Regions from separate parts of the Homo sapiens genome. Here region 2 is linked to region 1. A link is a loop called in an ENCODE intact Hi-C map of the cell type or tissue named here. Cell type or tissue: mesothelial cell of epicardium. All regions are shown on one strand. Each heading gives the region's core, and the rest is flanking DNA. Links, peaks and the distances in the headings are about the cores only. Region 1 has its middle 98 kb from the start of LINC01624. Region 2 has its middle 200 kb from the start of LINC01624.

What was found. A loop is a pair of places that touch in the nucleus more often than their neighbours do. Peaks named below come from ENCODE experiments on the same cell type or tissue, not always from the same donor. Only the 100,000 strongest peaks of a DNase experiment are listed, where the experiment ranks them.
Region 2: it touches region 1 in a loop (12-fold over the local background); 1 of 110 quality-filtered maps calls a loop at or near these places.

What each region holds. Positions count from the first base shown.
Region 1 is chr6:170,172,750-170,175,660 of GRCh38, reverse strand. No RefSeq gene overlaps it. Among named protein-coding and RNA genes, the nearest start is that of LINC01624, 98 kb to the left of the region's middle. In mesothelial cell of epicardium, for the core only: no CTCF peak of the experiment used is centred there; DNase peaks (open chromatin) are centred at 440, 1,220, 2,100, 2,570 and 2 weaker places.
Region 2 is chr6:170,072,456-170,075,366 of GRCh38, reverse strand. No RefSeq gene overlaps it. Among named protein-coding and RNA genes, the nearest start is that of LINC01624, 200 kb to the left of the region's middle. RefSeq lists enhancers at 781-1,332, 1,333-1,884. In mesothelial cell of epicardium, for the core only: no CTCF peak of the experiment used is centred there; DNase peaks (open chromatin) are centred at 236, 752 and 1,366.

The sequences.
Region 1 (2,911 bases), core at 211-2,710:
CGTGTCACTGGGGTGCGCGACGGGCCCTTCCCTGAGCCCCTTTCCATGGAGCCCAGGCCCCAACGGCGGCAGCTGCCCCTGCCTGACATCCGGACCCAGCCTCACCTCTCCTTTCACAGCGAGCCCTGCTGGCACTGGGGGCCTGCATTCCAGTTTTCCTCCCCAGCTGTGGGATGCTGTTGGCGCCTTGGTGCCAGCCGCTGAGGTGAGCAGGTGGGTGAGGGGCTCCGTGAAGCTCTGGCATCTGGTGTCCGGCCCAGGACTTGGGGGTGCTGGCCTCGCCGCCTGGCCGGGTCATACATAAGGGGTCGGTCAGCTCTGCCCCAGGCCAGGATGCTGCTGGGCCCACAGCCGCCCCAGGACCCCCTCAGCCCAGGTGCCCTCCCTCAGTGCTCAGTTCCGGGGATGACTGTGTCCCCCACCCCGTCACGCTGCTCAGCGAGCACCCTGTAATCCCATATGGTAACTCATGAATCTACCCACTAAGAAACCACAACATGTGATTCCTCGAGGGAGGCTGGGGGGTAGTCGCGGAGTCGTGGCTGGGCCCAGCCGCGGACTCAGGTCTGTGATGGGCTAACCTGTGCCCCCACATCCGCAGGTGGGCGGCCTGACCCTAGACTCAGAGCGTGACTTCTTTGGAGACAGGGTCATTGAAGGTGTGTGTGACGATGAGGCCACGGGGTCACCCCTGACCAGTGTGACCAGTGTCCTTATAAAAGGGGCGTGGACCCAGGCGGGCCTAGAGGGATGGTGGCACAGAGGCAGGAGAAAATGCCCACCAAAGCCCAGGAGGAGGCCTGGGACAGGCCCTTCCCGGCGCCTTCAGAGGGAGCCTGGCCCTGCCAGATGCCTGGTCTCACGTCGGCCTCCAGGACTGCGAGACCTTCCTGCTGTGTGGGTGCCCAGTGCCAGCACTTGCTAAGGGTCCCCAGCCCCAGGAAAGCAGTGCCGTCCCCTGAGCCAAGTGGACCTCTCTCTGCTTCTGTGGCTTCTCTATATTTAGTTATCATGTTTCAAAGGCTTATCAAATCCCTGGGCATAAAACGTTTTACGAATCTGTCTAAATAACGTTCCAAGGTGTCTCATACTCGACGGAATCTTGGACGGTGCTGCCCCTTGCAGGTGGCTGGGACTGCCTGGGTACAGCCTCTCCTTGGTTTTCAGCTTGGCTCTGCCTTCACCCCACATGGGGTTCCGTCTGGCCCTAGCGGGGAGGGTGCTTGGCTCGGGCAGTGGGCTGGGCGGCCCCTGGCCCAGGACGGCTCTGGAGAATAAGGAGGCCACCACAGGCCGGTAGGCCTGAGACCTCTGCCCCTTCTGAGGCCGCGGGGTTGAGCAGCTGAGCAGCTGACTCTCCCATGGTCAGTGAGGGCTCAGCATTTTCTCTTCTGGTTGAAATAGAAACTGGGAAGTTGGAGGCCAAGATTGAGGGGCAGGCGGAGGTGGTTCTCCTGCCAAGCTTCCTAAACGGCAGAAGCAGCAGAAGCAGCTAGGGTTAGTGTTGGCTTCTCTCTCTCTCTCTCTCTCTCTCTCTCTCTCTCTCTCTGTGTCTCTCTGTCTCTCTCTGTCTCTCTCTCTCTGTGTCTCTCTCTCTCTGTCTCTGTCTCTCTGTCTCTCGGTCTCTCTGTCTCTGTCTCTCTGTCTCTGTCTCTCTCTCTCTGTCTCTCTCTCTCTCTCTCTCATTTATTTCTAGAGCATTTACAAATTAATTTTCCTGGTCTAAACCGGGAGGGGCTGCCATGATAAAATGAAGCTGTTTGGTGTTCCATGTCGATCTCCCTGAGACAATGCACTCCTGAGCCTGCTGGGCCCTGCCTCACAGCTGAGTCCTGGTCAGGGCCCTGCCCCTTCTTCCTCTCCCTTGGCCCTGGTTCCACAGAGACCTATTTCTCCAGGGCATCCAGGAAGCACCTACGGTGATGGGGGATTGCATTTCAGCAGCAATCCATGTGTGAACATTAAAACGATCTCCTTAAATATTCATGGTGACCATGACCTCATCTGGCTGCCTCGGGCCAGGGCTGGGTGCAGGTCAGGGAAGGGGGCTCAGGCCCTGAGACCCCAGCCTGGTCCCCAGCAATACAGCTCCCCTCTGTCCTCTCCTCTCTGAGTCAACCCCTCCTGAGAGCTCCGATGTCTCCTCTCTGGGGTGGCAGAGGTGGGGGCTGCTTTCCAAGCAAAGAAATGCTCTGGGGCCACGTGGGAATAAATATTTCATGGGAGAGCAGACCTAGCCAGTAAAAAATTAAGCAGCTTTACATCATCAGAGAGAGAAAGAAAGGGTTGCCTCATGTTATGAGTCTGCTGGTGTCCTTAGGACAGAGACAGGGAGACTGAGGTTTTGGGGTAAATTATTTAGGGTGTTGTAGGCTGGTCTAGGAATGTTAAGCTGAAATGAGACCGGCCCTGGAAGACGACAGGGGGAGCTGGGGTAAGAAGTGCTGCCTTATGGAAGGCGTGGCGTGCAGAGACGCTGGCCACGAGGAACCCTTTCCCCGTGCACCTGCGCAGTAGCGCCTGCCTCGCGGGAGGCCCCACAGATGTTGTTGAATAAAGGGGCAGTGAGTCAGTGAGGCCATTTCAGCCATTTTTCTGTTGCCGCCTCACTCTGGATTTATGAAAGTACTTGCTAATCGACGATCGTCTTCGCCCGGCATGCTGCAAATTCACGTTTATATGCCCCCTGCCTCCCCCAAATCAGCTACGGCAGAGTCAGGGGCAGGGACGGGTGGGCATGGCCGGGCAGCTGCTCGGCTGCGTCACGCCGGGGGTGGCTGGAGCTGATTCGGAAGCAGTGAAATGTGGGCCCGCGTGGCTTCCCTGGAAAGAAAACAGGTCCTTGCCTAGAAATTCAGTGGGTGACCTAAGATGATTGAGGGCTGTGTCCATGTAAATTTTTCAGTAAGGT
Region 2 (2,911 bases), core at 190-2,689, 100 kb after region 1:
GCCAGGCCCAGAGCCCACCAGGCACGAAGTCTGCAGGAACTTGGATCTTGGACCTCCAGCCTCCAGGACTGTAAAAAAATAAATGTGTGTTGTTTACACCCCCAGTGTGTGGTGTTTTGTCAATAGCTTCTTATGTCAGCTGTCCTCAGTTAAGCCCTCCCGGGCCGCGTTTCCATGGGACAGTCCACGCTCCTCCCTGGCCCGGCCGCCAGAGTTCTGGAGAAGATGCTCTTGGAATCGGAACCGGGCACACACTGCCGGTCTGACAGGCAACATTCGGGAGCTGGTGCGGCTGCAGTGCACGAACACCCACACAGATGCATCCATGCCTGAACACACGTGTTCCGAGGTAGCGATGCAGGAGGGGCACACGTGTGTGTGACACGGAGGCTGCACACAGCAGTTTCTCAGTGTGGGTTTCTTGAATATTCACTGAATGAGTGAATGAGTGAATGAGAAAGCAAATCATAGATACAAGGTCATTATTGAGTCAAGGCCTCATCAACTTGAAATTTTTTCCAGTTTCTAGATTTTTTGTTCTTATCTCTTCTACAAATTTTTAAAAAACAAGTCCAAGTCTTTTATTGCTCAGTTTTTGAAAAACTAAAAGCCTTTTCCTATGTCCACCCGGCTCCCAGGCCCAGGCTGTCCCTCCTTCTCAGGTGTCTCTTAGCTTCCGAGGAATTAAGAGCATTTCCAGCCCATCCTGCAGGCCAAGCCCCAGCCCAGCCATCCTGTGGCACCAAACAGTCCCGACAGTGGCCACACGTCCCTGGGCGCTCTGTGCCCCTGCTTTGCCTCCTCCTCGGTCCACCAGCACTCATTTCTGTTTATTACCAAATAATACTCTATTGTCTGGATGGACCAGGTTTTGTTTCTCTGTTCCTGAGTTGATGGGCATTTGGGTTGTTGGCACCTTATGGCTATGATAGGCGACACTGCCACAGGCATCTGCATGCAAGGTTTTGTGTGGTCTACATTCTCATTTCTCGTGGTTCTATATTTGCAAGTTGAATTTCTGGGTCATATAGTTATTCTACATTTAGCTTTTGAGGAACTGCCAGACTGTTAGTATAGGGTTTTAAGCAGAGTATAATGTGACCCAATTTACAGCTTTGCTTCGTTTTTCAAAAAACAGCCACTATGGGTTCTGAGTCAGAAGTCTGGATGTGGAATGGCGGGGGGTGGTTTGCCCCTGCTCAGCTGCATCTGGGAACATCCCTGTCATGGAGGGCCCGGGGCTGCCTGCACCCTGCAGTGACTCACATGCAGGCTTCGTGGGCCGTTGACTGTGGGTGGCTCCCCGTGAGGCCAAGGAGGCTGCGCTTCTGACGGGTGGCTCTGGGCTCCAAGAGTGAGTGTTCTCTGATTTGTGTTTGCATGGTTGTGCTGCAGGTGGAGCGCAGGGTAGGCGGGAAGGCACGTGGGAAGGCTGCTGGCCTGGCAGCATGGCACAGGCGTGGCGGGGCTGGGACCACTCCTGAAGCCAGAGCTTGCAAGACTGCTCAGGGATTCTGTGTGGAATGTGAGGCGAAGAAAAATTCTGGGCTCATCTTGGGTTTGGACACCAGCAAGTGGTATGTCTTGGCATTTTCTGTTAACTGAGGTGGGAATGGCCAAGGACCCAGAATTAGACAGAGAATTGAGGTAGGCAAGGAACTAGAAGAAGAGAAAATTAAATTCACAATATGCAGAGTAAAGGAAATGATAAAACCAAGAGTAGAAATCCATAAAACGGAAGACACAAAAGGAGAAAACCAACAAAACCAAAAACTAGTTATTTGAAAGATTTGTAAACCTTGTTAACCTCTAGTCAGACTAACCAGGGACCAAAAAAGAAGACAAAATGCCAGGAAAGACAAAGGTAACATTGTTACAGATCCCACACATATGAAAAGGGTAATCCAGGAATACATGAACACCTTCCTATCAGACAGGGGAGGCTGCAGATTTCAAAGCAAAATCTATGGCCTGGGAGAAACGTGTCCATCAATCATGCCAATAAGTTAAACAACTTAGTTGAAATGGACAAATTCTTTGAAAGACACAAAGTACCAAAACTTACATGCTAAAAGAAAGAAAAAAAGAAAAACGTATTAAGGAAGTAAAATCGTAGGTAACATGAATAGCCCTATATCTATTAAGGGAATTAAAATTTTAATTAAAAACCTCCCACAGATAAAATTCCAGGCCAAAGGGCTTCACTGGTGAATTCTTCCAAATATCCAAAGAGAAATAATACAAACTTTATACAAAGTCTTCTGGAAAATTGAAGAGGAAGAAATACTTTCCACCTCATTCTATGAGGGCAGCATGACTATGACATAAAAACTAGACAAGGACATTGAAAGAAAATAAAACTTCACAAACACAGATGAAAATTTTAAACAAAATTTTATAAAATCACATCCAACAGTTTGTAAAAGTGATAATACACCATTAAGTGAGGTTTATCTCAGCAATGCAAAGGTAATTTAGTCAAGAGTAATCAGTATAATTTACCATATTAAAAAATTAAGAAAAAATAACCACATGATCATCTCAATGGATGTAGACAAAGCACATGATAAAATCCAACATCTATTTAATTAAAATATTCAGCAAATTGATGAAGGGTATCTGTGAAAAACCAACAACTGACATAATTAATGGTGAAAGATTGGATGTCTTCCCCCGAAGACTGGAATAAAGCAAGGGTCTCTGCTTTCCTACTTCTCTTGATCACATGGGATGCTCTCCTACTTCTATTTGTGATCACATGGGAGGCTTTCCTACTTCTACTCGTGATCACATGGGAGGCTCTCCTACTTCTACTCGTGATCGCATGGGATGCTCTCCTACTTCTACTCATGATTGCATGGGATGCTCTCCTACTTCTACTCGTGATCGCGTGGGATGCTTTCTTACTTCT